Regions from separate parts of the Homo sapiens genome. Here regions 2, 3, 4 and 5 are each linked to region 1. A link is a loop called in an ENCODE intact Hi-C map of the cell type or tissue named here. Cell type or tissue: natural killer cell. All regions are shown on one strand. Each heading gives the region's core, and the rest is flanking DNA. Links, peaks and the distances in the headings are about the cores only.

Region 1 (6,488 bases), core at 1-5,000:
TATAAGGTATGCCCCTTTAAAAAAATTGAAAATTCTTTCTCTTTTTCTTATATTAATTTAAACTTATAAAATGATGTGATTCCCTTGTCTTCCTTCTCTTACACATTGTAACTCTCTGCTGCACCTAGATGCATTATAAAATCTTACTAATGTAAACATTTTAAAACTTGAAGCATTTTCCTCATAAGAGCCATGTTTCTTATATTTATCATAGTAAGAGAACTTCTAGATATGACCTTACTAATCCTTATAGTCTTTCAATAAATATTGCCATTTGGAATCTACTTTAATGTTTAAAAATATTAGGGATTATAAAATATGTATATATATTGTAGCTATAAGTACTTAGAAAAACGTTATGAAATTATGACAGTAATACAAATTAAGCTAAATATTTCTAGTGAAACCACCACATTTACTTGATAGAAGTTTTTGTATACTTTACTAATTATTCTGCATACGCAGGTCATTTTAACTTAATATTGCAAAATAAGCTCTTTTTTCCATTTTTCTTAAATGTAGTTTATAATAGCAGCATGCTAGTCCATTACAGTTTTCAACCATAATTAAATCAGCTATTTCCTCGTAATAAATTATTTCCAGTTTTTAGATTATAAATCGTGTTTCCATGCACTTTTTATACTTACAGTTTTTCCTTTTTTTGTTGTTGTAGGATTAATCTAGGAATGTTATCACTGGGTCAAAGACTATCAACGTGCTTTTGACTCTTGAAAGGAAAGTGCCTTTCAAAGGAGTTCTGATAGTTGGTATTGCCAGAGGCAACCTATAAATAAGGTTCTTCCTGCCACTTTCTAGCAATGGATATAATGGCTATTAAATTGGCCAATTCAATCAATGTTAAGTGATATCTCATTTTTTTCTTCTTCTTTCTTTACAAGGGACAGAAATAATTGTTGACATACTGTTTTGGATTAAAGTGGGTAATCGTGATGAAATAATTTGGAATTGGTAGTACAGTTATAATAAAGCACACGTTGAAACTAAATTAAAAAGACTCTTTAATGCATCTTGTTGACTTTTTATGTGAAGAATGTGTATGGTCACAATTGAAACTCTTATGGGAAAATTTTAAAGTTTTTGAAGTAAAAAAGAAAAAAGAGGCCAAAAAACTTTAAAATGTATTTCCATCTTGTAGATTCAATTGCTGATTTCTTAATGTGCCATCTACTTTAAACTCTTAAGTATCTGAAGCCCAAGTCACTACATGTAGAATTAGAAACCACTGTTTTTGGTTTTAAGGGTATTTATAAATAGCCTGAGTGGAACCTTTATCTTCAGTTTTACTGTTAAAGCCTAATTGAGTTTTACTATTAAAGGTGACTATACTCTGTCTTCCTCCTTAGCTTGCTTTTGCTTCATTTATAGAACAGACCCTAGTATTTTAAAAACAATTATATATGCCACTCATACCTACCCCTCTCCCCCCGCTCCCAAGACAAAATGTATGCATGTTGAATGAACAGACATCGCGAAGTGGGGGGATTTCTTTGAGCTGTAGAATTAGATGATGAAAAAAGGGAGAGGGGGAAGTGTGAGAACTACAGAGAAAAGAAGACAGTTAGAGAAGAAGACATGGAGATATGAAAGAAGTAGCTTTACACTTTGAGTTCTCATTGCCTTCGTATTTCTTCACAAATTCTCAGGCAAGCTGTAAGGTAGGTTGTTTTTTAAGGCTTATTGATAAGCAGTTGATTCGTATTTTAGGTCAAACTAATTCTGCATCTCTTTCCCATTGTTCTTTTCTATTCTGCTTCTTTATTCTACTCTATTTTTAAGAGAAACACTGTCTAACTTGCTGGCTCTTTCTGCTCTGCTGTTGCTCCAGCCCTGCAGCTTCCCCACCGTGTGAATTTGCACTTCAGTGGCACCATTTCCTGTTAGAAACCAAAGGCAGGCCCCTGACTTTTCTAGGTGGTGATTCACACAGGAAAAGACCTGAAAAGCTGTATCAGGGCACCTGACTTCACCGTGGGACTAGCTGATCGACTTGAAGCACAAATGGGGCCCTGGAATCTTTTTCCTACCTTTTGGTCTCCTGTGGGACTGAGGTAGAGTGGTCAAAAAATTTAAAGATTGATGTAAGTAGATTCTAGAACACAAATTACAGAAGGTTAGAATCGATGTTTTTCAGATTACCCTGGATAGAAATCAAGGTGAATGATACTGATATTTGAATCCAAATCAGGTATTTGTTGTTTTTAATTATAGTAAAATACATGTAACAGAAATGTACTATTTTAACCCTTTTTAAAACATTATATATTGTCATGTAACTGTATCTAACATGGAAATATGTGCATGCATATGTAACTTACAAAGATGAAAACTGTTCCTTCCTTATTTTGTAATAGAAGAACCTTAAATATCACTATTTTAATTTTCTTTTTAAATTGTGAAATACAACTTAAAATTTTAGTTTAACCATTTTTAAATGTATAATACAAGGTGATGTTTTTTCACTATATAAGTTAGGCTTTACATAAAGGAATTACATACAGTTCTATTAGAGAAGCATGCAACTAAAAAGAGGTTGATTTGCAGATATTTCACTTTTTTGGAAATGAAATAACTGATTTTTTTCCTCTTCCATCCCTCTTTATTTTTCTACACATATATTTTGGTACTTGAAGTATTGCTAAGTTTTTGAACCCAGTTTTCCTCCAAGGTAAAGGTTTTTTTTTTTTTTCTTCAAAATCTTGAGTTAATTTTTTCATGTAATGAATTTGCAATCCATGTGCAATCGATCTTTATAATAAAAATAGGAAATTGACATTTCACATTGTATCCATAATTGGCATAAATTATGATGATTAATAATGTCAAGTTTGTGAGTTAGGGTACCCAAAACTCAACTGTTTCACTAGAGAAATCTTAGCAAATCCAAATTATTTAATTGTTTGCATTTTACCAAATAATGTTTTCAGCCTGTTATGGGGACTCTAGAGAGGTGGTTATCTGACAGTTGTCAAGTCGGAGGAAGTTAAGATGCCTTTGTATCTACCTGGGCTCATCATTTAGCTATATCTGCAGTCATTTGGTAATGTCATCCAGTCAGTCAAATGTGTTTCATTTACTTTATTCATCAATATAATCTACATTATATTTACGACAGTGACTGTTTATAAAAAGGCAGTATATAAACCTGGACAGTTCTAAATTCCCTTGGGTACCTTTCTTACCTCAGTATATGTTAGTAAATGATGATTATGTCCTATGCAGTGGAGTGCCAGAACTCTTGCATCTGTTTAGACTACTCACTGATTTTCTTTTTTTTTTTTTTAACTCTGAACAAACCAAAGTGTCCAACATGTGTAACTCACTAATGTTCACAACCCACTTGTAGCGAAACTAAGAACCTTAAAATGACCTTGAAGCTATAGCAGTAGTGAGCATCAGATATATTCAGACACTTTATGAGTCGATTAGCAACAGAGACTTCTTCCCTTAGAAAATAGAAGTAGTTGGGAAGCAATGACATTTGCATAAAGGCACTTCCTTTTGCCACCTTTTGGATTTTTTTTTTTTTTGTAGAATTATGGTTTAATCTTACTGCTGTTATTAAACTGCTTTAAGCTTCTTTCCAAGTATCACAGCCAAATTGAAGGATTTATTTCCTTGCTTGCACTTTGAAACATAGCTGTCAAACAAAGTAAGCAAAGGCAAGTGATAGAGATACAGCCCCTTTGCATTTTCAGTTTATTTGCATTTGTTCATGACTTCTAAGACACTTTAAATTTCCAAAGGAGTTTGCTTTCTTTAAACTCTGTCATATGTACATTGTTACCTGAATGAGTCTGTGAGAGATCAAAGTACCTGTCAGCTTAGTAAATAGAAGAGATTTTTTTTCTCTCTGAGCTGGTTATAAAGGGAGATTCCATTGGCTTATTTATGTTGAGAACTTAACATAGTTAGGAAAACAGTGGGTGGTTAAAGTTTGAAAAGTGTCAGGGAAGAGGTGGGTGGTTTCTGTAGAGTATCAAATATTTGAAGTATATTAAAGCTGAAATAAGTGAAAATCTGTTAGATTACTTGGAGTTTCTCCTAATTTCCTATGTTTTAGAGAGACTTTTTCCCCCTCAAGTGCATTTGCATATATAGAAACAAAATGTGGCTTCCACAAATGATGTTGCCTATCTCTCTTAAAGTAATATTTAAATGAATAATACAGACTCGTTAATATTGTCAATTATTTTATAGGATACTTGAAGCTGAAGAAGACACAAATATCAGTGGCCTAACTAATTTGTACCTATGGAATTACTATTTTGGTGAAAAATATTTTCACTCCACGTGTTCATTGTGTGTGCATGCCTGCCCTCTCTCGGCAGTGGTCCAGCTGATTGCTGCTGTTACTGTTAAGGGCTCTTAGTGTATCAAAAATAAGTTCTTGAGCATGACAGAATGATGCGTATACTCATTTTTTAAATTGGAAACAAATGTTCTGTATTAACTATATAGTGAGTACAATCAAATACATAAACCATTAGATGGGCAACTAAGCTGGTAAGCCATGGAGAATTTACTATTTTGTTGGATATTTGTTAGAGCATGAAGTTGGAATTGAGAATGTATTTTCTCCTGAAATATAGTTGATGATTATGTATCTGTCTGTGAGGTGTGGTTAATTCCACAAAGCTTATTTCTTCTACAGTATCCCCCAAATTAGAATATGGTACTGCCATTATGTGATAACCCTGTATATGACAGTGTATCTATTGGAAAATGTTTTGAGTTTTCGTATGAATTTTTAGGGGCATTGCTGTAGCTCTGACAGTATAAATATGGATTTGAAAGTTATAAGCCATACACAACTTGATATTTCAGAGGCTAGGAGTTGCAGTGGGGCTCCAGTGCACTGGTGGTGATAAAACTGTTAGGGGTTGGAATCTCTTTGCACTTTGATCTCTTAGGAACTGTCTTAACCCTAGCTGTATTTCACATGCCCCTTTTCTTCAAGATCACCAGAAACTTGCTTAATCTGCTACCTCTTCACAATGAACAGCTGATGCTCTGGCCATAGTAGCTATCAGCCCCCTTTCCTGCTAGTTAGTTCCTGGGTTAGTGTCCCCACAAAATTCATGTCCTTTTTGGGACCTCAGAATGTGATCTCATTTGGAATTAGAGTTGTTGCCAATGTAATGAATTAAGATGAGGTCATCCTAGAGTAGAGTGGCCTTTAATCCAATATGGCTGTGTCCTTCTAAGAAGACACACACATAGGGAGAGCACCATGTCACAGAGGCAGAGATTGGAGTGATATATTTACAGGCCAAGGAATACCAGCGATTATTGGAACCACCAGAAACTCAGAGAAAGGCATGGAACAGATTCTGCTCTACAGGCTTCAGAGAGAACGTGGCCCTACCAACAACTTGATTTTGGAATTTCAGCCTCCATAACTGTGAGAGAGTAGATTTCTGTTCTTAAAAGCCACCTGGCATGTGCTACTTCCTTACTGCAGCCCTAGGAAACTAATACACCTGCCAATAAGTAGAGAAGAACACGGTCTCTGAGTTTCTCCCCTGTAAGTCTGTTTTTTAGCAAACATGTAAGTAATTTTTAACGTTCTCGAAAATTCTCAAAAACAAAACCAAACATCTGTAGGTGAAGAACATTCATTTTCAACCATCACTTCAGTTTGGCATTTTATGGGAAAGCTATTCCATACTAGGATCCCATCCCCAGAGGTTCTAATCTGGTGGGTTAAGGGTAGGGCCTGGGCATCTGTATGTTTTAAAACTTCCCAAGGGAATCTTGGAATATGCAGCTAGAGCAGAGAATCACTAGTGCAGAGGGAAGAGTAAGAACTAGCCAGGTGCACATTAGAATCAGTTTGTTGGCTTCTGAAACTTACTGATGCGTGAGCCCCAACACCAGAGGTTAGGGATGCAGCCTGCCATTTGGTTAGGGATGCAGAGAGTTAGGTCGAAGAGAGTTTTGAAGCTCCCGGTGATTTTTTTTTTTTTTCCACAGTGGATGGATGGATGAGATCTCAGCATGACAAAATACCTTCTTCTGTACTGTGTTCTTTCTTTTTCATAATTCAAGGCCTTCCCAGACATCTTCAAAGGAGGCGGCCAATACGTTATATGTTGGGGGGGTTGGAGTGGTCACTGCAGGTGGGTGCAGGTGGCTGCAGGTGGGGTGAGAGGGGGTCAATTTTTTTTTTTTTTTTGGATTTACCCTTTTCCCTCCTATTTTCTGCACCATTGCATGTTCTGTGGGAAAACCTGTCTTGGGCCCACATGAAGGAAATGAGAATGAAAGTGTAAGGTTGCAAAAGTATAGATGTGAGGGGATACCCAGTGAGAGGAAAAAATTTGAAAAATGCCATGTGGCAGAAGTGGGAGACAAAATTTGAAAAATGCCATGTGGCAGAAGTGGGAGACTGTGGCCACTGGTGGCTGTTTCAGTTGTGTATAATCCATTGAGCCTGTACAGAGGGGACTTAATGTGTGTGTATAGAC
Region 2 (6,488 bases), core at 1,489-6,488, 220 kb before region 1:
TTTGACTGGCTGGAGGCAATGGCTCATGCCTGTAATTCCAGCACTTTGGGAGGTCAAGGTGGGAGGATTGCTTGAAGGTAGGAGTTCAAGACCAGTCCGCGCAAAATAGTGAGACCCCAGCCTCTACAAAAAAATAATAATAATAAATAACTAAAAAAAGATAACTTGACATAACTCTAATTTCTTACACCTTGGTTTCATAGGTAAATTATCAGAGTTGAATTACAAGAGAAAGTGCTATGAGGTATCCTGTCGGAGATAAGAAAATCAGGTAGGATACTTAGGGCCCTTCATCTTTCTTCTTCACCTATGCACAGGGCTGGTACATCTGGATATGTGCCAAAAAACTGATTCAAGAGGAAAATTCAATTAGCAGTAGCAAAGATCCCCCCAAATTGCCCATGTGTGGCTGGTATTTTTTTCAAAGAGTTATTATTACAGCAAAATGCTGCTATTTAGTCCATGTCACCCCTGCACACCATCAGATCTGTAAAAACAAGGAAATTATTTCATCTTGTATTGTCTTTTTGGTTCAAAACAATCTGAACCCATCTTCATCATCAAGAGCGTTTGTGATACAGGTATTCATTTGACTGCAATGTAAGAAACAAGATATCAAAGATATTGTTTTCTCTGCTTTGTCTTTTCTGCACCCTCAATTTATTTTCTTTGAAATCTGGTCGAAAAAAAAGAAGCTTACTGCTTCAAAATTCATTATTAGTACAATAAGATCGTTTTCACAGAATGTAGTAACTATGGATGGAATTCAAACTACTGATGTCTATATTATGATCATATTTTTCAACTAAAAGTCTCTTTTTAAATTAATTACAGCATACCAGTTAATTCCTCTGAGCATTCAGATTTTTCACCATAAGTAATTAACTCCTCTGACCCTCCCTCATCTTTTTTAACACCATGAGCCACTGTCATTAGCATCGAGTCAGATGTGCTTTCTCATCCGTGCCGCACACAGAGGCAAGTCACAGCCACAGCCCTCTGACTTCTAAATGCACACGTGCATAAGTGTGCAGAGATCCTCTCTCCTTGGAGGCTTCCTGCACAAAGACTTGGATTTCTGATGGAAACGCCACTGAGGTGATCTTTGCCATCTGTCCGGTGTTTCTGGAGAGGCATCACGGGTTCATGTCGGAGGAGAGAGAGTTGATGTGTTCCTCACATTGGTCTGTGTTATTTTTTCCACCCACCAAGCCAGTAAGCTGGCAGGGGGCCACTTTCTATTTTCTCAGAAGCACAGAGTGGTTCCCCTGTATTTTAAAAAGGCAAATGCTGCCTTATTCAACCTAATAATTCCTCAAAAAACAAGAGCAAATAACTGAGCCCACTGCATTTTATGCCTGAGGAATAAGCCGAGGCAACATTCTAAATACTTTAGCTTCTCCTTCCTAAAAGACAGAAAAGTAGGGTAGAAAATGGGCTGTCTTCAATGGGAGCCACCCACCTTCTGACACTCTGAGTACAAGAATGTGCTATTCCTAGTTCATCCTGCAATTCCCAAACAGAATTTGATCAAACCCTAGTACCAGGTAGCCCTGTCATAAGTGCGTCATCCATTTAAAACAGCACGTATCCACTTTTAACAGAAGCCGATCTGAAATTGTTGACTGTCTATTCTGATATATATAACTAGAGTTCTAGGAATGATGTTGAAGCATAGGCATTTGGGGAAGGCACACTTGGGTGTCGTGTCAAAGCCAGAGAATTGGCACACTGACATTGAAGAGGGCTTGAGAAAAAGACCTTTAGGTGCAAGGAAAGAAGTTTTGATTACCAACAATAACCCTTCTACTAGTGTCTGGGGAAAAGTTACTGAAACTCAGCTTTGCCATGCGATCAATTTAGTTTTTCATTGATACTTTAACATACAGTTACTATGATTTTTTAAAATTCTAGTATTAGTCTTCCACGTTAACTTTGTCTGTTCAAAACTAAGTTGTTGTCCCCTCTTATTTACAAGAGGTAAGTGGTTAAGTAATTCAGGTCTTTCTTTGAAAAACTGTATTAGGTGACTATCCTTAGTGAAACACTTTGCTATGTTCCACAGTGGATACAAGGTTCATAAAACAACAAATTTTATGTATAAAATAAGGTCAATAAAATATGGTAAGAACTCTCAGCCAGAAATGAGAAAATAAAACAAGGTTCTCAGAGCAATCATTTCCTGTTTTTAAGCCTCAACTTTTTAATCTATCAAATGAGAAAATCTGTTAGGAGGTTTCTAAATTCATTTACAATGTTAACATTCCTTCACAGGTCTTTATTTTCCTCCTACTAGATCTGCTTTGTTTTAAAACCTGTCTCATTTTTCCATGCAACAATTTCTCTCTCTGATCCTATATTACTTTCCTAGCAATTTCATCTACTCCCATAGCTTTAATTTCCACTTTCAGACTTTTAATACCAAAATGTTGTAGATGATAGATAGATAGATAGATAGATAGATAGATAGATAGATAGATAGATAAACTTATCTCCCATTCTTCAAACCTGATATACAGCTTCCTACCAAATGTCTCACCTGTATGTCCCAAATTCATCACAAACGTTCATGTTCAAAATTGAAAACCTTCTTCTTTTCTTGTATCTGTCTCAATAAATAATAATACTGGCTACCCAAATACCAAAACAAAGAACTGGAAATTTTCCTTGATAGCTTCTCTAGCCATCCAACTGGTACTCTGACCTGCTGATTCTTCCTCTTCTATTCTCATGCCTCTAATCCCTCTTCCAGGGCTACCATCAGAGTCATCAGAGTGACTTTTCCAAATCCTAAATATGTTAATCTATCTTTTTGTAAGTTTGAATCATTTAGTCATATGTTTGTTGCTGCTGTCACCATCTTAAAATCCACCAGTGGTTCCCTATTACCAAAAAGTGCTTCTCAATTTGGAATACACATTGCTCAGGAGGCCTGGTAATGTGCTGGGGGAATTCAAAACTCAGGATAACATCTTGTTTTTGAAATTCAATTTTACTTGGTAGCAATAAGTTGAAAAATTGTCCTAGCATTAAAAGGAGTAGGACAATACACATTAGAATCCAAAAAATATGAAGGGATACTATAAATACATTTTTCATTTGTGATGGCCCACTTCAGGCTATGCCCCCAAAACCCACAGTGGAGGGCAGATATTCTTCTTACCCCTTTGGAACACTTTAGATGAAATGTTTGAGAAGTATCATGAATGCAGAATAAAACCAAGACTTCTTAGTACAACACTTGCAATTCTCCATCATCTGATTCCTACCTAATTACCTCAACGGTCTCATCCTCTTCCCTCTGTCCCTGTCTGCAACTTGTGATGGTGTAAGCTTGGTGGACCTGCTTGAAAGTAGAAAGTGATAAGTTTGGAGGGAAGTTCAAAAGAATTATTGGAGCCAGCTCATGTTCTTCATGCCACAATAAGACTTACTTCAGTAGACTATGGGGAGCCCCTGAATGTTTTAGGTAGTGGAACATCAGGATCATCTGTAGTTTATAAATAAAAGACTAAGCTACATCATGATACCTCTAGTAACAAAGTGACATATGGATCAAAGACTGGAGGGAAGTCCAGGTGAAAGATGAAATTCTTAACAATTACCAAAGATGATATTCTTAACAATTACTGAAGAGTCAACTGTGGGAATATAAGTGACACTTTTCACTCTAAAGGTTTGAGGTTAAAAACAAAAAATTCAACCACAGCAGGAACTGTGATAATGATTCATTTGGTAAACATCCTGTAGTAGATGTTTCCGATACTCATATTAGTAAAAGCAAGCAAATTCAGTTTTTCTAACCCCAACATATGTTCATTAAAACAAGTGAGACAGATCACAATTGTCTTTTGCACATATTGAGTCCACAATTTCAAAATTGTGTGCTAGTGTCGGGCCTCCTCCACATTGCCTATACACTCTGTTCCCATTGCTTAGAATGCCCTTCTTAGTATGGACCCTATTCCAATTGTGGAACCCTTAACTGCATTTCAAAACCCAGGACAAATGATACCTCCTTAAAGAATGTCCTCTCATGGCCAACAAACATATGAATAAAATGTTCATCATCATTAGTCATTAGAGAAACGCAAATCAAAACCACAATGAGATACCATCTCATGCCAGTTAGAATGGCGACCATTAAAAAGTCAGGAAACAACAGATGCTGGAGAGGATGTGGAGAAGTAGCAATGCTTTTACACTGTTGGGGAGAGTGTAAATTAGCTCAACCATTGTGGAAAACAGTGTGACAATTCCTCAAGGATCTAGAACCAGGAATACCATTTGAACCAGCAATTCCACTACTGGGCATATACCCAAAGGATTATAAATCATCCTACTATAAAGACACATGCACACATATGTTTATTGTAGCACTATTCACAATAGCAAAGACTTAGAACCAACCCAAATGCCCATCAATGATAGACTGAATAAAGAAAATGTGGCACATATACACCATGGAATACTATGCAGCCATAAAAAAAATGAATTCATGTCCTTTGCAGGGACATGGATAAAGCTGGAAACCATCACTCTCAGCAAACTAACACAGGAACAGAAAACCAAACACCGCATGTTCTCACTCATAAGTGGGAGTTGAACAATGAGAACACATGGACACAGGGAGGGGAATATCACACACCGGGGCCTGTCAGGGGTGGGGGACAAGGGGAGGGAGAGCATTAGGACAAATATCTAATGCCTACAGGGCTTAAAACCTAGATGATAGGTTGATAGTGCAGCAACCCACCATGGCACATGTATACCTATGTAACAATCCTGCACGTTCTGCATATGTATCCTAGAACTTAAAGTAAAAGAAAAGAAAAGTGCTCTCACTGCCACCAAATGAAGATTCATCAGGGCTCTGCAGTGGGTGGCAGTGAGAGGCAACTTCCCCGAGTGCCCAGAAATTCTATGTACACGTGGCTCTGATAGCCTCACCTTGCTGTAATATGTCTCTGCATGTTCAGCTCACTTTAGACTGTGAGCTTCTTAAAAATAGGGCCACGCCTTCTTTCCCCTTGTATCCCCAGTATCCTTGGGCAGGATGCTCAAGCCCTACACCTACTAAACAATTGAGAGTTTATTGGATGAGCATATTAAAGAATTAAAACTCACAAAGAAACTAGCCTCATGACTTTGTTACGTCTCATATAAACACGTGTGTGTTGATATCATTTGGCTATGTCCTCACCCAAATCTCATCTTGAATTGTAGCTCCCGTAATTCCCATGTATTGTGGGAGGGACCCAGTGGGAGATAATTGAATCATGGGAATAGTTTCCCACATACTATTCTTGTGGTAGTGAATAAGTCTAATGAGATCTGATGGTTTTATAAGGGGTTTCCTCTTTCACTTGGTTCTCATTCTCTCTCTCCTGCCACCATGTAAGACATGGCTTTTGCCTTCCACCACGATTGTGAGGCCTCCCCAGCCCATGGAACTGTGAGTCCATTAAACCTCTTTTTCTTTATGAATTAATAGGTCACAGATATGTCTTTATCAGCAGCATGAAGACAGACTAATACACATGTCAAAGAAAATTCAGGGACATGTAAACTCATTTCAGAAATAAAAGTCCATCTTACAAGATTAAATCTACCTTCTATAAAATTTGACTATTCAACTGATCTATACTTCCTGTAAGTAGTAACATCATTAACAAACATTTTATGTTTGAGGGGGAATTAAGTAATGATCATGCAAATACAGAACTTTTAAAATTTAACTCTCCAATAACACTCCACAGAGTGGGCAGAAGAGCTTTTAATATTCCTACTTTAAAAATTCGGTACCTGGGGGGAGGAGCCAAGATGGCCAAATAGGAACAGCTCCGGTCTACAGCTCCAAGCGTGAGCGACGCAGAAGACGGTGATTTCTGCATTTCCATCTGAGGTACCGGGTTCATCTCACTACGGAGTGCCAGACAGTGGGCGCAGGTCAGTGGGTGCATGCACCGTGCGCGAGCCGAAGCAGGGCGAGGCATTGCCTCACTTGGGAAGGGGTCAGGGAGTTCCCTTTCTGAGTCAAAGAAAGGGGTGACGGACGGCACCTGGAAAATCGGGTCACTCCCACCCGAATACTGCGCTTTTCCGACGGGCTTAAAAAACGGCGCACCACGAGATTATATCCGGCACCTGGCTTGGAGGGTCCTACGCCCACGGAGTCTCGCTGATTGCTAGCACAGCAGTCTGAGATCAAACTGCAAGGCAGCAGCGGCAGCGAGGCTGGGGGAGGGGCGCCCGCCATTGCCCAGGTTTGATTAGGTAAACAAAGCAGCCCAGAAGCTCGAACTGGGTGGAGCCCACCACAGCTCAAGGAGGCCTGCCTGCCTCTGTAGGCTCCACCTCTGGGGGCAGGGCACAGACAAACAAAAAGACAGCAGTAACCTCTGCAGACTTAAATGTCCCTGTCTGACAGCTTTGAAGAGAGCAGTGGTTCTCCCAGTACGCAGCTGGAGATCTGAGAATGGGCAGAC
Region 3 (6,488 bases), core at 1,489-6,488, 94 kb after region 1:
GACAACTAGTTTGTGAGAAGAATACTGTAGAGGAGGGAATTGCACAAAGAGAGAGCTCTGGAGATCTCCAGAGGGGCCCACTAAAGGGTTTGGTGAGTACTTATCTTCCTGTGTATTGGAGGAAGGCAAGGAAAGGTCGGCCATACAGCAGTAGGTTGAACAATTCTTGGAGCTCACATAAAGCTGACAGAAATCAGGGTGGAGAGACCTCTTCATATGTGAGGCATTGGGAAGAGGGCTTGGAAGGGTCACAGCTTAGTGGCCCTGAGTCCTGGAATAGACTGCTCTGGACCTACCCTGACAAGCCTTAGAAACAAGCATTGAAAGGACCGAACTGATCTGCAAGTCACTCAGCTGTATACCAGAACAAAAATGCACTCCAAAGAATACACGATCTAGTGCTGAATGATGTAAAAATCACAATGTCTGGCATCCGATCAAAATTACCAGATGTACAAAGAAGCAGGAAAATAGAACTTATAACCAAGTTTTAAAAATGAATCAATAGAAACACATCCAGAAATGACAAATAATTGGCAAAGATCTTAAAACATCTATTTTGTATCTTATATGCTCACAAATGTGAAGGAAAACATGAAAATGATGAGAAGAGAAATGGAAGGTACAAAAAGATAAAAAATTAAACAGATGAAACATACACCATGTATGTCTGTTTTTGCATTGCTGTAAAGAAATACCTGAGGCCAAGTGCTCACGCCTGTGATCCCAAGGGAGGTGGATCACTTGAGCGCAGGAGTTCAAGACTAACCTGGACAATGTGGTGAAACCCCATTTCTACAAAAAATACAAAAATTAGCCAGGCATGGTGACACATGCCTGTAGTCCCAGCTACTCCGGAGGTTGAGATGGGAGGATTGCTTGAGCTCGGGAGGTGGAGGTTGCAGTAAGCCAAGATCCCATCACTGCACGCCAGCCTGAGCAACACGAGACTCTGTCTCAAAAATAAATAAATAAATAAATCATGGCAGAAAGCAAAGTGGGAGCTCGTGCATCATGTGGTGAGAGGGAGCTGGTGCCAGGATAACAACTTGTGAACTCAGAGTGAGAACGCATTCATTACCATGAAGACAACACCAAGCCATTAATGAGGGATCCGCCCCCATGACCCAAACACCTCTCCCTAGGCCCACCTCTAACATTGGAGGTCGCATTTCAACATGAGATTTGAAGGGGAAAAAAACTTCCAAACCATATCATACTGTATTTAAAATTTTAAAAATACAGTGGATGACATTAATAGATACTGCAGAAGAAAAGATCAATGTCTGAATACGTAGCAATAAAAACTATCCAAAGTAGGCCGGGCACGATGGCTCATGCCTGTAATCCCAGCACTTTGGGAGGCCGAGGTATGTGGGTCACTTGAGGTCAGGAGTTCGAGACCAGCTTGGCCAACATGGCAAAACCCTGTCTCTACTAAAAAATAAAAAAATACAAAAATTAGCCAGGCGTTGTGGCTCATGCCTATAATCCCAGCTACTCAAGAGGCTGAGGCAGGAGACTCACTTGAGCCCGGGAGGTGGAGGGTGCAATAAGTTGAGATCGTGCCACTGCTCTACAGTCTGGATGACAAAGCAAGACTGCATCTGTCTCAAAATAAATAAATAAATAAATAAATAAATAAATAAATAAATAATAAAAACCTATCCAAAATAAAGCACAAAGCACAGAGAGAAAAGAAATAGAGGCTTAAGATAAAAACAGAGCTTCAGTAAGCAGCTGTGGAACAATAGCAAGTTGCTTATCATACCTACAATTGGACTTTCAAGAAGAGGGAGATCAGAAAAAAATATTTGAAGAAAAAAAGCTGAACATTTTTCAGATGGGATGGAAACTATAAACTCACAAATCCCAGGAAGTTTAATGAGCCCCAAGCAGAATAAATGGCACTAAAACACAGAATAATCAAATTGCTAGAAACAAGTAATAAAGGACATAGTCTTAAAAGCAGCCAGGGGGCAAAAAATACACCTTACACATGAAGGAAGATAAATCAGTCTTCTTATCTGAAATCAGTCAGGAAAGAAGAAAGAAATTGCAGGCAGAAAGAAACGGATACTAGGTAGGAATTTAGATTTATACAGGAAATGAGTAATGGTAAACATATGGGTCAATATAAAAGAATTTAAAAATCTTTTTAAAAGACAGTTGACTGCTGAAAGCAAATATAACAATGCATGGTGGAGTTCGTGACATATTGAATGAAAATGAGTAGTAACGACAGCACAGGACAGGGTTATGGAAGGAAGTATAGGTAGAGTTCTCCCACCACTTGTGAAGTGGTATGGTATTATTTGAAGGTAGGTCAGTAAGTCGTAAGTGATAACTTGTGATAAAGCCTTATGTTGTAAATTCTAGAGCAGCCACCCACACAAAACAACCAGATACAGTTGTCAGGACCAATAGTGGAGATGAACCAGAAACACTGCAAAAAAAAACCCCTCAATTTATCTAAAAGAAGAAAAGTCAAAAGGAACAGAGTACAGATAGCAAGATGGTACATTCTAGAGTAATCAAAGGATAGAATCTAGAGTAGTCAAAATCTTCGACAGTAGAATGAAGTTGCCAGGTGTTGGGGGAGAGGGAAATAGGGAGTTGTCCTGTGAGTATAGAGTTTCAGTTTTGTAAGATGAAAAAAGCTCTAGACATCTGTTATACAGCGTTGTGAATATAGTTAACACTACTGAGTTGTACACTTAAAAATGGTTAAGAGGGTAAATTTTATGTTATATGTTCTTTACCACAATTAAGAATTTAAAAAAAAACATTTTTTGAACCAGAGGGCTTAGGATTTATAACTGTATAGGAGAGCAAATATGGATTACTAAACTGGCTAAGGGGAGACTTGAGCAGATTGCTTTGTATAGTTCAAAGGGGCAGTGATTTTTAAGAAATCTGTTTGTTATAGCAGCAACCATGTGTGAGTATATGGCCTTCCTTATACTTACAATGAAAACTTAGATGAATTTTGGCTTTGACAGCATCCTTCTTGTAACTCTAGAGGAAGAAGTTTCGTATGAAAGGTGAGACTATTCGTGTTTAGCCATGCCAGTCCTGTTGATTGCCTGTGTACAAGGCCTGTCCTCAGATCAGAAACTGGAATTCTTATGTCTGATAACATTTTATTTTAGAAAAATTTAAATATCTATAAAAAAACCTATCAAGAGAAATTAGAAGACATGATCACATCTTGAAATAAAAGCTATTAATAGTTTAGAAAACTTTCTTCCTGGAACATAATAATTCTGTGGTGAACATTGTTTTAAGATAAAAAGTGAAAGGATAGAAAAAGATACGTTATGCAAACACTAAATAACAGCAAAACCAAAATGTTGGTGCCCTGTATTCATATCAAAGTAGGCCTCAGAACAATAATATAACCAGAGATAAAATTGAGCATCTCATAATAAGGATGTCAATTCATTAAGAGAACATAATAGTTTCATGTGCTTGTCTGCCTTAGTAATCCTTTGAGTAGATGTAATATTGTTTTTATTAGTAAATAAAGTTGCAGAGATGATATGCATGTAAGATCACACAACAAGTAAGTAACAGGCACTGAACTGTAGTCCATGTCTTGTGAATCAGTCTTTTCATTATTGCAGGGTATTTGTCTTTGTAACTTGGTTTTGATCATTGTAACTAGTTATCACATTGGACATGATCTGATACCAGACATAATTCCTACTAATATATTGATGTGTAAGAAGAATCTAATATAGATCTTGTGAAAAGTTTTTGTTCAGTACCCCAGTAAATGCAAATTTGCCTAGAGTCACAGAGCCTTTTATGCAGTATCCTACAGTAAATGTGAACTCTTTTGAATCACTCTTTCACCTTAATTTCATAGGATTAAAAAATATTTTACTACATAAGATATGTTTGTTTTATATAAAATAATGTTTGTATTTACTTAATGGGCAAACATAATCCCTGGTCACCACATGGGCAAAATTCTATTTCACTGTGTGTCTATCAATTTTTGAAATCAATAGATTGAGCAGAACTGACACCACATATTAGATTCACCTTCTAGAAAACTCCCCTAGTGTTTTGAGAAACCAATGTAACAATAAAGATGTCAACAGGTTTTTTTTGTTTTGTTTTCTTTACAAATTATGTCAGAGAATCATCACTGAGAAAAATGCTGTGCTCTGAAGGCATTCGACCTGGTGACAATTTTGATCTGTTTCATGTCTTACTAGGTGATCATATCTGTGGCTACAGAAGAAGGAAACTGTGTTCAGTGTCATTGGTCAGTCCTTTCTGTTGTCTTAAGAAAATGCGAAGAAAGTGTCATAAGGAAATATGAACTTCTTTTCATCTATCTTAAATGAACTATAATGTTCAAGGTGACTCATAGTCTCTATGACTGATTTTAACTCTCAAACTCCAGTTTCATTGCCATATTCTTGTCATAACTAATTATATCTTTTTCAGTAAATTCATGAAGATAATAATTGAGATTATTCACTCTTTAAAGCCTTTATCTGCTAAATAAGGCAGTCTTGTTTCTTTAAAATTCAGATAAAGAAGGAATTTCTTTTCTTTTTTTTTTTAACTGTGGTTACACACTTTATTTTTAACTTGAAATAAATTAATGCAACTGTGCATTTAAAACCTTGAGCCTCCCTTAGCTAAGTCAGCTCTAACAAGGTAGTCGAATGAGCCTTCTGGGTTGCTTGAAGTTTTGTTATAAATTTCATATAAAAGATGAGTATTCAGACTACTTAAAAATAGTCAATGTATTGTAAATGGTAAAAAAAAAAAAAGCAAAATATTTGAGGTGAAGCATTTTCTATAAACAGTGCAGGGGCTGTTGGTTCTGATCATAGATATATTTTCAAGATTATATTTTTCCCCAATCAGCATTATACTCATGAAAACTTACATACTGTTGAAAATTTAACATTCTTTCACCATCAGCAATTTTGCAAAATAACATTATTTTCATAGACATCATCATCAAAACCCTTAATGGATGTCGTTTTATGAAGTTAGAAGATAGATGTAGAGACAGTTATGTCTTTCCATTGACATTGCATGTCTATGCTAAATTTGCTCTTCTCCTCTCAAATTTTATTTGCCATAGTAGCTTCTGACTTCTATACTGACATAAATATATATAAATAGAGATTTTGCCTTAATCTTCTTTGGATTATTGCCCTTGGGTATATTCACATTTCTATGCAGTGTTTTTGAGCTGTAGAAATGTGTCTGAGAGCTATGTAAAACATTTTTCTGTTTAAATTCAGGTATAATAAAATGTATGAATTCAGCAAGAATAAGTGAAATTGTATACATAATACTTAGCATAGTACACAATATGTCAAGTAATCAAAAAGTAACTGCCATTGCATTTGTTGTTAATCTGCATTTCTCCTGAGTTTTGTGATGTAAAATATTTCAGATTTGAAAATTAAAATATGTGGCTAGGGCAGTGGCTCATGCCTGTAATGCCAGCACTTTGGGAGGCCGAGGCGGGTGGATCACCTGAGGTTGGGAGTTTGAGACCAGCCTGACCAACATGGAGAAACACCATCTCTACTAAAAATACAAAAAATTAGCGAGACATGGTGGCACATGCCTGTAATCCTAGCTACTCAGGAGTCTGAGGTAGGAGAATTGCTTGAACCCGAAGGATGTTGTGAGCCGAGATCGCGCCATTGCACTCCAGCCTGGGCAAGGAGCGAAACTCCGTCTCAAAAAAAAAAAAAAAAAAAAAATGTTTCCAGTTATTCACATAGATGTTGAAAAAAGATTTAACATTAATGATGCTCCAAAGTAATGCTGTGCTTTATTACTTTATTATCAGGAAAAAATTGCTACTGTCAGTCTGTTTATACTGTAAAATCAAAACATTGATATTGTGCCGTTATATACTTGCCTTTTACCAATAATTGCCATTTTAAAATAGATGTGTTTAATTCTGTATTCTGGATTTTACTCAGAAATACTATGTCTTATCATGTGTGTCTTTCCTTAAACATGAACTACTAAAAACAATTGTTACTGTAGAAAGCATTTCAAACGTTATTCAGAAACATATATGGTTGTGACAGTTAAATGAATGATGGTTTTTAAAAAACTTTCAATTTCCCAAATTGAATAAAAAACTTTTCTAGTTAATATGTAGTATTTTAATTCAAATTGTTTCCAAAAACATAAAACATTATTAGCATTCAGTGTCTCCATTGTCTTAGAAAATGATCCTTGAAGAAATATAAGAAAACTGTAAGAGGCAAAAATAATGTATGACATATGATGTGGCCAGTTTATTTAATAGAGTTTATTTAATAGATATTTGCGTTTTTTAAAAAAATGATGCATATGACTATGCTTTTATGATATAACATTTCTAAATGGTGGGGAAAAAATTCAAGTTTCTGGCACTTGCAATTTTTGAACCAATCATCTTTACATTATTCCCTAAACAATGTCTTGCTATTGTTAAGAGACCTATGGCC
Region 4 (6,488 bases), core at 641-5,640, 65 kb before region 1:
TATATACTTAGCATGTATCAAATATACTAATTTAAAGTGTTGAATACATGTTTGTGTTGTGTAAATATGAACTAGCTATTGTATTTTTTTTTTTGCATTTTACTGATACTCCTAATGAACTCTGAAATAGTTGGGAAAAATAGCCCTTTCCTAAGAAGGAATGACTTTCAAATGTTTGTGGTGAGTAACATGTTGAAGTCAGAGTGGTTGATTGCTATTTAAACCAAAGTAATGCTCATTTACATTAGTTTATATTTTTGTTTATTTTACTTACCTAGAGAAATGATCTGAGGTTTAATGTGTTGAATACAGGCTCTCTCACTATATATATTTATATATATATTTTTTTCTTTTTGGAGTCAATTCTTAACTATTTTCTTTTTAAATGTGATTATATATTTTGGAAAGCTTCAGAATCAGACATTTAGAGCTGGAATGTTCCTTAAAAATTCTTTTAGTCTGATTCCTTCAAGTTATTCACAGGCAAATGATAATGACCATCTTATGGTTATTTATAGTTTACAATGTTCTTTTTCATTAAAAGGAATTCCAGCTTTGCCCAATTCTATGAGCTCTGTATTTTAATTTTCTTATTCTTTATGCTATATTATTTTGAGTGGATGTGCTCACAATGTTGGAAATATGGAACGGAGATCAGGTAACACATTTGAGCTGGAAAAAGATCTGTCTAACATAAAGTTCTGGGTGAAGCTTTGAAACATGATTCAGTACAGTAGAGGAAAACATAATTTGCCTTTCTTCAAAAATAGCCATTTCAACACTGTTGCCTCCAAGATTATATTTCTGCTCCAGTTATCCGCCCGCTGTAGCATTTCTTAACTATGTGATTTAGTCAGTTAAGATTTTTGATTTTGAGTAAAGAAAATGAACTCAGGCAGGCTTAAGTAATAAAAGGGACTTTGGTTGTCTAATGATAGAAAGTTCAGATGTAGGTAGGTCTCCAGGATTAGTTTGGTTTAACTTCTCAACAGTGCCATCAAGGATGGATCCAGTTTCTTTCTGTCTCTCTGATCCACATTAAATTCCACCTGGTTCCCCTCAAGTGCGTAGTTGTGAGAAGGAAGTTGTCTGGATTTTTTGTTTGTACAGTGAAAAGGAAGTGGGCTTCTGAAACCTCTTTCAGGAGAGTGAGCGAGGAAGCTTCTTTCTCAGGTGCCACTTTTGACAATTTGCATTTCCCTGATAACTAACGATGTTGAGCATCTTTTATGTCCTTGTTGGCTATTTGCATGTCTCCTTAGGAAAAATGTCTAAGTTATTTGCCCATTTTTTCATTGGGTTTGTCTTCTTGATGAGTTTTAGTTCTTTTCATATTCTGAATACTAGGATCTTGTATAATTTGCAAATATTCTTTCCGATTTTATAGGCTGTCTTTTTCTTTTTCTTTTTTCTTTTTTTTGTTTTTTGTTTTTTTGTTTTTTGAGTTGGAGTCTCTGTTGCCGAGGCTGGGGTGCAGTGGCGCAATCTCAGCTCACTGCAACCTCTGCCTCCAGGATTCAAGCATTTCTCCTGCCTCAGCCTCCCAAGTAGTTGGGATTGCAGGCAAGTGCCACCACACCCGGCTAATTTTTTTTTTTTTAGTAGAGACGGGGTTTCACCATGTTGGCCCGGCTGGTTATAAACTCCTGACCCCAAGTGATCTGCCCGCCTTGGCCTCCCAAAATGTGACTTTCATTTTCTTGATAGTATCCTTTGCACAGAAGTTTTTGATTTTGATGAAGTCCAACTCTTCTTTTTTTTTTTTGAGACGGAGTCTCACTCTGTATCCCAGGCTAGAGTGCAGTGGTGTGATCTTGGCTCACTGCAAGCTCCACCTCCCGGGTTCAAGTGATTCTCCTGCCTCAGCCTCCCAGATAGCTGGGACTACAGGCACCCGCCACCACACCCAGCTAATTTTTTCTTTTTTGGTATTTTTAGTAGAGACGGGGTTTCACCGTGTTAGCCAGGATGGTCTCGATCTCTTGACCTCGTGATCTGCCCGCCTCAGCCTCCCAAAGTGCTGGGATTACAGGTGTGAGCCACCACGTCTGGGTTTTTTTTTTTTTAAAGGTTGCTTTGTTTTAGAGCAGTTTTATGCCCACAGCAAAATTAAGAGGAAGGCAAAAAAGTGTCACACGTACCCTCTGCCTCCACACATGCATAACCTCCTTCATTATCAACATCCCCTATCAGAGTGGTACATATGTTACAATTAAGTAATCTACATTGATGTATTATCACCCAAAATAAATAGTGTACATTAGGATTCACTCTTGGTGTTGGCTTTTCATAGCTTTTAGACAAATTCACAATGATACATAACCACTAATACACTATCATACAGAGGTTTTTTTTTACTGCCTTAAAATCCCCTGTGCTCTTCCTGTTGATCTCTCCCTCTCCCTAATCCTGGCAACCACTACTCCTTTTACATTTATAGTCATAATTGCTAAAAGTTTAGAAACAACCAAGATGTTCTTCAGTAGGTAAATGGATGAAGAAACTGTGGTGCCTTGAGACAATGGAATGTTATTACCACTAAAAAGAAATGAAATATTAAGCCATGACAAGACATAGAGGAAACTTACATGCATATCACTGAGTGAAAGAAGCCCATCTGAAATGTCTTCATACTCTATGATTCCAACTGTATAACATTCTAGGAGAGTCAAAACTACGGAGGTATTATAAAAAGATCAGTTTAACTTTTTGTTACTTGTGGTTTTGGTGTCATATCTAAAAATCATTGCCAAGTCATAGGTCTTTAAAATTTACCCTTGTATTTTCTTCTAAGAAATTTATTGTTTTAGTTCGAATGTTTGTTCTTTGATCCATTTTTAATTTTTGAATATGTTATGAGGCAAGGGTCCAAAGTCATTCTTTTGCATGTGGATTTCCAGTTATCTGAGCTCCATTTGTTAAAAAGACTCTTGATTTTTCATACAGTGATCTTGGTACTCCCGTCAAAAATCTATTGGCCATAGACACATGAGCTCATTTTTGAACTCTGAATTCTGCTCCATTGACCTACATCCTTATGCTAAAACCACACTGGTCTTGTTTCTTGATGCTTTGTAGTAAGTTTCGAAATGGAAGAGTATGAGCTTTCTTACTTTCTTTTTTTTTTTTTCAAGGTAGTTTTGGCTATTCTGGATCTCTTGCAATTTCTATACAAATTTTATTTTTATTTTTATGTTTTTTAATGAATTGGGCTATATCAAAATTGAAAGTTTTGTCCTGTGAATGACATTGTTAAGAGAATAAAGGAGAACCTACAGAATGAGAAGAATACACAAATGAGGTATCTAACAAAGGGCTCTATCCAGAATATACAAGGAACTCTCAAAACTCAACAGTAGCAGAAAAGCCCAATCAAAAAACAGGCGACAGACCTCAAGAGATACTTTATCAAAGAGGATACATGGATGGCAACTAAGCACATGGAAAATTGTTCATCATCATTAGTCATCAGGGAAATGCAAATTAAAACCACAGCGACCCACCAGTATACATTTATTAGACTCTACATGCATTTTAGAATCAGCTTGTCGATTTTGATAGAGAAGTCAGTTATGATTCTGGTAGGGATTACATTGAATCTGTAGATTAATTTGGGAGTAGATTCCTCAATTGTAACATATGTACCACTCTGATATGGGATGTTGATAATGAAAGAGGTTATGCATGTGTGGAGGCAGAGGATATGTGTGACATTTTAACAATCTTGAGTCTTCCAATCTGGGAATACAGGATGTTTTTTCTTTCATTCAGATCTTTAATTTCTTTGAATAATTTTTTTGTAGTTTCCAGAGTATAGGTTTTATACTTCTTTTGTTAAATTTATTATTAAGTATCTCATTACTTTTTATACTATTATAAATATAATTGTTTTAATTTTGTTTTTGGATCGTTCAATACAAGTATATAAAAGGTGTATTGATTTTTGTATATTGAGTTAGTATTCTGCAACTTTGCTGAACTCATTTATTAGTTGTAATGTATTTTCAGTGTATTCCTTAGAATTTTCTATATACAAGATCAAGACATCTACAAATAGAGTTTTATTCTTCCTTTCCAATCTGGATGCCTTTTATTTCTTTTTCTTGCCTTACTATCCTGGCTAGAACTTCTAGCACAATGTTAAATTGGAGTGGTGAGAGCAGACATGAGTATTTTATTCCTCATCTTAGGGGTAAAGCATCTATCTTTCACCTTTAAGTATGATACTAGCCATGGTTGTTTTTTTTTTTTTTTTTTTCCCCCTGCATGTTACGTCGTGTCAAGGAAATTCCTTTCTATTCCTAGTTTGATTTATGTTTTTTTTTTTCAATAAATGGTGTTTTGTCAATTGCTTTTATTGCATCTTTCCATATGATCCTGTGGTTTTGCTATGGTGCATTACATTAATTGATTTTCAGATGTTAAACCAACCTTGCGTACCTGGGATGAATCCCAGTTGGCCATGGTATATAATTTAATTTTTTCATGTTGCTAGGTTTGGTTTGCTATTTTGAGGATTTCTGCATCCATATAATAAGAAATATCTGTTTGTGGTTTTATAGTAGTATCTTTGTCACAATTTTTAAATACCTAGATAATTAGGTTATCTGTGGAATTTTCAACTTGTTATTTTTTCATGGGTCTATCTAAATATACACTTATATTTGATAAAATGGCCTAGGAATGAAGAGTCACCACCATCATTATTTTGAAGATATTTGGTCCTTTTAGGGTTAAAAAGAGAACACAGTAATACCTGTTTTAAAAATGGAATGAATCTACTATATTCATGAACCTGAGCCTGTGTGTCTTTGATTCTCCACCTTTTTTTGTAGGGGGCGGGTGGAAGTTTTCCTTGACTCTGTGTGCATGTGTTTATAGGACTCATTTACCCCATCATTTACTTGAAAAGCAATGAATATCATATAGTGTTAATAAAGTAAAATAAACTTCATGGAGGTTAAGCTTGGATTTGTATTTAGGGTTTTACTACTTTTTTTGATAATTACGCATCAGAATTCTAGAAATAATTGTCACAGAGATAGCAGAATTGTCTAGAGGTACTAATTTACTACACAGGCGTTTTATTTTTTAAGAGCTTGCATATAAAGTGGTTTACAGTACAATCCAGAAAATTAAATCTTATTGTCTTGAAACATCCTGTTATGCATACAAGTGAAGTTTATATCTTTAGTCATGATTCTTTGTGAGTGATTTTTAACAGTTCAAAGTGCTTTCACATTCAAGACCCTATCTGGTCATCATGAAAGCCCTGTAAAAAAGGTGTAGAGTTAATATGACCATTCTCACTTTTCAGAAGTACAAGTTTAGGCATTGAATGACCTTAAGGCTGCAGATCTGTATAATGGCAGAGGGCAGATAGTAACCCAAATGTTCAGAACCCCAGCACTGTGCTCTTTCTTGTAGGTCAGATTATGCACATCAGAGTACCATGTGATGACCATATATTGATTTCTGAATAGTCCTCATCTTTCTCTTTTTGTCCTTTGCTATGCTAGAGTTGAAAGATCTAGGGCTCGGCACGGTGGCTTATGCCTGCAATCCCAGCACTTTGGGAAGCTGTGGTGGGCGGATCGCTTAAGATCAGTAGTTTGAGACTAGCCTGGCCAACATGGTGAAATGCCGTCTTTACTAAAAATATAAAAACTAGCCAGGCATAGTGGCATATGTCTGTAATCTCAGAGACTTGGGAGGCTGTGGTGGGAGAATTGCGTGAACTCAGGAGATTCCAGCCTGGGCAACAGCGCAAGACTGTCTCAAAAAAAAAAAGCTATAGCCACACTTTTTATCAGTGTAATAGTTTCTATGGTGGGTTAAATTCCTCTGAAATAGAGTATTTATGCTTGCTGGAATTTCTGAGCAAGTTTGATAAATAGTAAGAATTGCTTTGTCTTTGGGCCAAGCTCACCATGGTTTGTGGAGTTTGTATCTCTTTGTGCCCCATGATGCTGAAAGAGAGCAAGACCATGCTTTTGTTTTCCAGTCTGTAGGATACCACTCCCTCCTCCAATCACTCGTCCCTGTGAAGTTTCAAGGAATAAGAGTATATTGGTAGAACTAACCTGGGTCATGCCCCTCATCAGTGTTCTCTTTGTTAAGAATGCACTTGAGTGCAGGAAATGGGCAGTTCCTTCTTTTCTGCTTATTAACTGTGTGTACATCAGTTGGGCTTCTTTGATAGCCCAGTTCTGGCTTCTTTTACACAATACACCGAGAAACACCAATTAATAGTATATTATACATTACAGATAATAGTATATTATACTTAACAGATATTCTCATTTGATGCCAACACACTGAAGAAATGTTATCTCTGGTTTCCAAATAACAAAACCTGGGGCTCAGGAACTTTTAAGTGACATGCTTGGAATCATATGGCTAGAAGCTGACACAAGCTGGGGCTAGAAACCTGATCTCAATCAGATTATTAACTCTTCGAGAGCAGGGAGTGCATCTTCATCACTGAT
Region 5 (5,000 bases), core at 1-5,000, 260 kb after region 1:
TCTGTGGAATAATCATTTATTCTCATTCTTCTCAGTATGAAACAGCCTCTCTAATTTATGGGGTGTGAGCACAAGTGGACTCACATGTTATTCTAAGGGTTTTTGGCCTGAGCAACTGAGTGAATAATTCCAACATTTTTGAAATTGAGAAGATACCAGAAGGAACATCTTTTTTTTTGTTTGTTTCTTTCAGAGAAAGGTTGATATTAAGAAACCTGGGTCTGGTTTTCAGAGAAGATCTAAGGCTGGAGGTAGACATTTGGGAGTCGTGATGATGTGGATGGGAAGGTCATGATGGTAGCTCAGTTGGAGCCTCTTTTAGCTACAGAGTGAGTTTAAATAGTGGAGAGGAAAGGTTATAGGACAGTGACAACTAGCCCATGCCAACATTTAGAGTTTGAAAGAATGAGAGGAGGAGGTTCAAGCAAAGGAGAAAGAAAGGAGGAAAGCCAGAAGAATGTCTTGGCTGCTGAGTAAAGAAGCTGTTCAAGAATGGAGTGATAATTTATGTCAGTTGCTGCTGAGAAGTTGAGGACTAAGAATTCACCATTAGATTTGAAAACATGGAGACTATTGATGGCTGTGATGAGGGCAGTTTCATCAGAGCGGTGTGGATACCAACTACATTGGATTCTAGAGAAAATGGAATGTGAGGAAGCATGGCTATAGCTAGAATTAATTTCTGCCCTCTAAAATTTACATGTGTTGTACATTATGTATTTAAATAGCAATGCTAATATAACAAGGAACATTCATAAACAATTAAAGAGATAAAGTATATTATTATGACTGTGCTTCTTATAAGTACCCACATGCTTCATATTTAGTCCAAGAAAACCATTACTTCCACTTTATATCTACTTATATTATAAAATGTTCAATTGGGCTTAAATACATGGAAAATTTCCTATTTAAGACCCTGGTGCTAATTCATCTTATTACATCCTCTGGGCTGGGTGGAGGGAATATATATAAGTATCAGATGATAATCTTATATCATCCATGATGTAAGACAGGTCAGACAGGTCAGACGTACCTGTGTTTAAATCCTGACTTTTCTCTTTACTACCTACGTGACCCCAGCAAGTTACCTAATCTTCTAAGCCTATTTTCTCAAAGATAAAATGTGGACAGTAATGACATGAGGATAAATTAAGATAATATGTCTTAATTATTTAGCATGATACCAAGCAAATAGTAAGGGCTCTGTAAATGGGTGCAAATTTGCATTGCCGTGATTACTGTCTTGTTCTTGAATGGGTCATAACTTAAATACTGTGCAGTTTAGTACACAGAAGATAGGTCTTCTAATAAAGAGCAGAAAAAAATGAGCTGCCTGAGAGTAAGCCATACCTTATAAGCCATAGTTTTTGGTTTGTATTATTCTGCCCATGTTTATTTCTTGGTTTGTTTTCTCGCCTTTAGTAAAGTTGTATAAGCACAGTAGGTAAGACTGCAGGCTCTGTAGAGCATATTTGTAATCTTAATCCCCTGGAATTACCTGGATAGTCCAGCTCTATCCTCTGACTTCCCATCCTTTCATGTCTAATCAGCACTGCTAGTGACAATAGCTAACATGTATTGACTGCTTCCTAAGTACTGAGCACCATTCTAAAGATTTTATAGCTGTTAACTGATTTAAACCTCGCAGCCCTAGGTAATAGGCCCCATTATTACCTCCATTTGCCCTGATGAGGAAACTGAGGCACAGAGAGGTTAAATAACTTGCCCAAAGATGACACCGTTGGTAAACGGTGAAGCTGGGATTCAGTCAGGCAGGCTGGTCACACAATTTTCACTCTTAACCACTTCATCCTAATTCCATTTGGGATGATAAGATTGCATTAAGTTATCACAGCTTTTCTGTGGTGCAGATAGTAAAGTGGGACCAGTATCCTTCCCCCAGCAATTCATGAGTGCTGATGATTTGTGTTGGGAATCAAGATGTTGCATCCCACCTCCAGTCACCAGGGGGTGCCACTCAGGTAGGTTTATGAAAACATTGAAAACCAGAGTGATGGTATTCTCTTGATTAACTATAAATGGCAGTCATTAAGATGCAAGGTTTTGAGAGTCAGGTTCTTTGGTGCTTATACCCAAAGAAGAAAGAGCCGTTTTTGTATTAAGTCATCTAAAAAGTTCTCATATGCTTAGCAAGAAAGCTAAATTAAGCTCTGCACTGGGTAAAATTATAAACATGCTCTCTGCTCCAGATGAGTAAGTGTATATAAATAGAACAGTTGGTACACATGGCCCTAATGGTATAGCTTCCCTGTTTTCTATGTAATGTAAATCACCAAATGTGAGCATTTCTACCTGACAAACTGTCAGTCTCAGAAGAGCACATTCAATACATGTTACACAACAACCAAGATTGCCCTTTTGTTCAGCGTGGTGTTTTTTCTTTCCACATCCAGCAGTTAGTACTAAGGCCTGAACCCCTTAGTTACAGAACAAAGTGGCTTAGCAGTAATCGAGCCTGTGTGAGGCTAAGGGAAGAATAATGAACATTCCCTGCAAGCTTCCTGCCTAGATGCAGGTGCAAGAATCAGGAGGTCATGAATAATGCATGACATGCAGATTAGGTGGTGGTTTCTCCTACAGAGGTTTTGACGTTGCTACCTGCCTGGCTTCTATATGTGGAAAGAAGGCAGAAGATGGCAAAAAGTGTCACAGGTTAAAGACTGAGCTCAAAAAAACATGCCATATCCTTTTGAAGAAATAATATATAGGGGGTTGGTGAAGTGCAAGGCTTATGGTCTACTTTATCAGATGAAGTATGTGCCAAGTTATCAGTGTACTTATTCCCTTTGAGGACAGAAATAAAGCTTTGTTGATTTACCTTTTTAATTTAGGAAACCTTGTAATTATTTGTTCATATACACAATCAGGACTTCTTTTCCAAAGACTTTCCTAAGGAATTCTTTTCCTGAGACTGCTAAACCATTATAGAAATTCTCCATTTGCAGTATTTGATCTATGGATCAGTGAAATTTTCCTAAAAGATACAAATACCTAGACAATGTTGTAATTATGGATTAAACAGACTCTCTTTTTCTTCACTAATATATGCAATAAACAGCATCAATAAGAGAATACTTCTGTCATTAAACTTCACCCAGTGGAATTTTCATGATGAAATAGTTTCTTTGTACTCCTAGGGTTAAGGAGGGGACAATATAAAAAGTAAATGTGTAAAAGATAGAGAACAAATTAAAGAACTGTGAGTATTTGGGGCTGATTAAACTTTATTTAAATAGTTAGGATTCTGATACCCCAGTGAGGGTATAGGGAAAGTTCAGGAGAATTTCCTGCACTTCCTCTTAGGTCAGGGGGCTTTAACTGGGGAGAACTTTTTTGGCTCAAATATCCATTTTAAGGATTGTATTTCAAGCAGACAGAAAGTAAAAAAGTAAAAGAATAAAAGAGGAAAAAATTACGCTTGCTGCCTTTCGTATAATTTTTATGTACTATTATTGCGTTTTCCCCCTCTTTGTCCAATTTAGGATACTGGATTATGAACTGGCTTTCATTTCTAGCTGAGTCTGTCATTTCCACTAGGCCCCAGTTTGGCTGGACGCCGAGACCAACAGGTGATCCTTGTAGCTGCAAAACAGCAGGAAGTGGGCCGTGCTTGAATGAGACAGTTCACCAGAGGGGCTGTCTGGCCTCTCTCCATCTTTCTGCATAATTAACACCCCCTCCCCCATGCCGAGCAGAAAATCTGTGCTGAGCAGCTCAGCTGCAGCAGCCATTGAGAAGCGCTGTGAGGAAAAGAATGTTAATAAGGGATGTTGGAAGAAATAAGCCTTCCGAGTGCAAAGTGCAGTCTGGCTCTGGGTTTAGGGAAAGACTGCAGTTGGCCCTTAGGCGGGGCTGGAACTGCATTATCTGTTTTGGAATGATTTTCACTTATTAAACAACTACAGAGAACTGGGTTTCTTACAAACCTTGGTTCTAACTGGACTTTAAGACCAGTTTTATATCCCCATTTTTTTTCTTGTAAATAAGAGCAATGTATGAAGCATAAAGGGTGAAGGTAATACAAGCTAAGACTGCTTGGATCTCACAAATCCTGGCTAAAGACAGACCATAACAGGAAGCTGGCAGCCGGAAGTAGGGCGTATTGTTTTGCCGGTTAGTGACCCACAAAGAGGCGGAGGTTTACTAGCTAGGCTTTGATTAGAAGATAACAGCAGTTCCCGGAAGCTTTAAGCTGTTTCCAGTGGATAAGTCCAATCCTGGAAGCTTGGAAAGCAATATATTCTTCACTTCTCCTTTATCTGGCTAAAATTTTGAATTGACTTTACTTTCTTCAAAGTCCAGTGTAGCACATCACTTCCAGAATGTACTCCTCCTAGGAGTACCTGTTCACCCTTCCTTCCTTCCCTGTGCCTGCAGATTCTGTCACAGCACATTTGAATAACGTTGTTTGCTTCCTAGAGTTTTAAATGTGGTAGAGTGAAGGAGAGGGCACTTAGACACCTCTTTGTGCCCACCCTCATGGGAACAGGTACAAAGAGGGCTCACTGAACTCAGGCACCATACCTTAGATAACTTTTACCCACCCTTGTACCTGGCAAGGGTTAGGTATTCAGTCACTTTTGTTGGACTGAATGAATGCATCAGTCCTGCCTCTGGGAGTCTTCAGAGTGAACATTATGACAGACCTGTTGTCTTGAGAGTGGTTAAGAAGGAAAAAAGGACCACAGATTTGCAGGCGTAGGAATTTAATTGCATCATTTACTAAGAGGGGTTCAAGTTCTGGGGATTTTGTATTAAGCAATTCTAAAAGAAATTATTTATAAAACATGCCATTTTTTTAAATTTGCAATTGGGAATATGCTTTTTCAATGACTGGATTATTCTTCTCTGTCTACAGGGTACATCCGTCCCCAGTATCAAGGGTCCGGGGCAATCGAATGAATAATCAAAAGTTTCCTTGGTGAGTATACAGTCTAATATGAGTATTTGTAGGTCTTACGGGAAACTTTAATAGG

What was found. A loop is a pair of places that touch in the nucleus more often than their neighbours do. Peaks named below come from ENCODE experiments on the same cell type or tissue, not always from the same donor. Only the 100,000 strongest peaks of a DNase experiment are listed, where the experiment ranks them.
Region 2: a loop joins it to region 1, with 9 times the contacts of the local background. A loop is called at or near these places in 2 of 110 quality-filtered maps.
Region 3: it touches region 1 in a loop (3.0-fold over the local background); 2 of 110 quality-filtered maps call a loop at or near these places.
Region 4: it touches region 1 in a loop (4-fold over the local background); 3 of 110 quality-filtered maps call a loop at or near these places.
Region 5: it touches region 1 in a loop (4-fold over the local background); 3 of 110 quality-filtered maps call a loop at or near these places.

Annotation. Positions count from the first base shown.
Region 1 is chr13:74,022,377-74,028,864 of GRCh38, reverse strand. All of the region lies in intron 1 of KLF12 (KLF transcription factor 12), which reads left to right. Among named protein-coding and RNA genes, the nearest start is that of KLF12, 110 kb to the left of the region's middle. RefSeq lists an enhancer at 1,983-2,062. In natural killer cell, for the core only: no CTCF peak of the experiment used is centred there; DNase peaks (open chromatin) are centred at 1,484, 1,914 and 3,864; H3K4me3 peaks cover 1,241 bases; H3K27ac peaks cover 1,724 bases.
Region 2 is chr13:74,241,291-74,247,778 of GRCh38, reverse strand. All of the region lies in intron 1 of LINC00402 (long intergenic non-protein coding RNA 402), which reads right to left. It also overlaps a transcript of KLF12 not described here. Among named protein-coding and RNA genes, the nearest start is that of LINC00402, 13 kb to the right of the region's middle. RefSeq lists an enhancer at 6,040-6,488. In natural killer cell, for the core only: no CTCF peak of the experiment used is centred there; a DNase peak (open chromatin) is centred at 3,698; H3K27ac peaks cover 2,822 bases.
Region 3 is chr13:73,930,120-73,936,607 of GRCh38, reverse strand. The region is part of intron 3 of KLF12 (KLF transcription factor 12); the gene reads left to right. Among named protein-coding and RNA genes, the nearest start is that of KLF12, 200 kb to the left of the region's middle. In natural killer cell, for the core only: no CTCF peak of the experiment used is centred there; no DNase peak of the experiment used is centred there; H3K27ac peaks cover 220 bases.
Region 4 is chr13:74,087,574-74,094,061 of GRCh38, reverse strand. All of the region lies in intron 1 of KLF12 (KLF transcription factor 12), which reads left to right. Among named protein-coding and RNA genes, the nearest start is that of KLF12, 44 kb to the left of the region's middle. In natural killer cell, for the core only: no CTCF peak of the experiment used is centred there; DNase peaks (open chromatin) are centred at 1,081 and 3,021; H3K4me3 peaks cover 341 bases; H3K27ac peaks cover 1,388 bases.
Region 5 is chr13:73,764,883-73,769,882 of GRCh38, reverse strand. It overlaps KLF12 (KLF transcription factor 12), which reads left to right. Exons shown (of 8, transcript NM_001400136.1): 6 at 4,883-4,945. Among named protein-coding and RNA genes, the nearest start is that of LINC00393, 110 kb to the right of the region's middle. RefSeq lists enhancers at 1,763-2,398, 3,392-3,892. In natural killer cell, for the core only: CTCF peaks have their summits at 1,782 and 1,983 (motif pointing right); DNase peaks (open chromatin) are centred at 1,972, 2,572, 3,632 and 4,132; H3K27ac peaks cover 3,702 bases.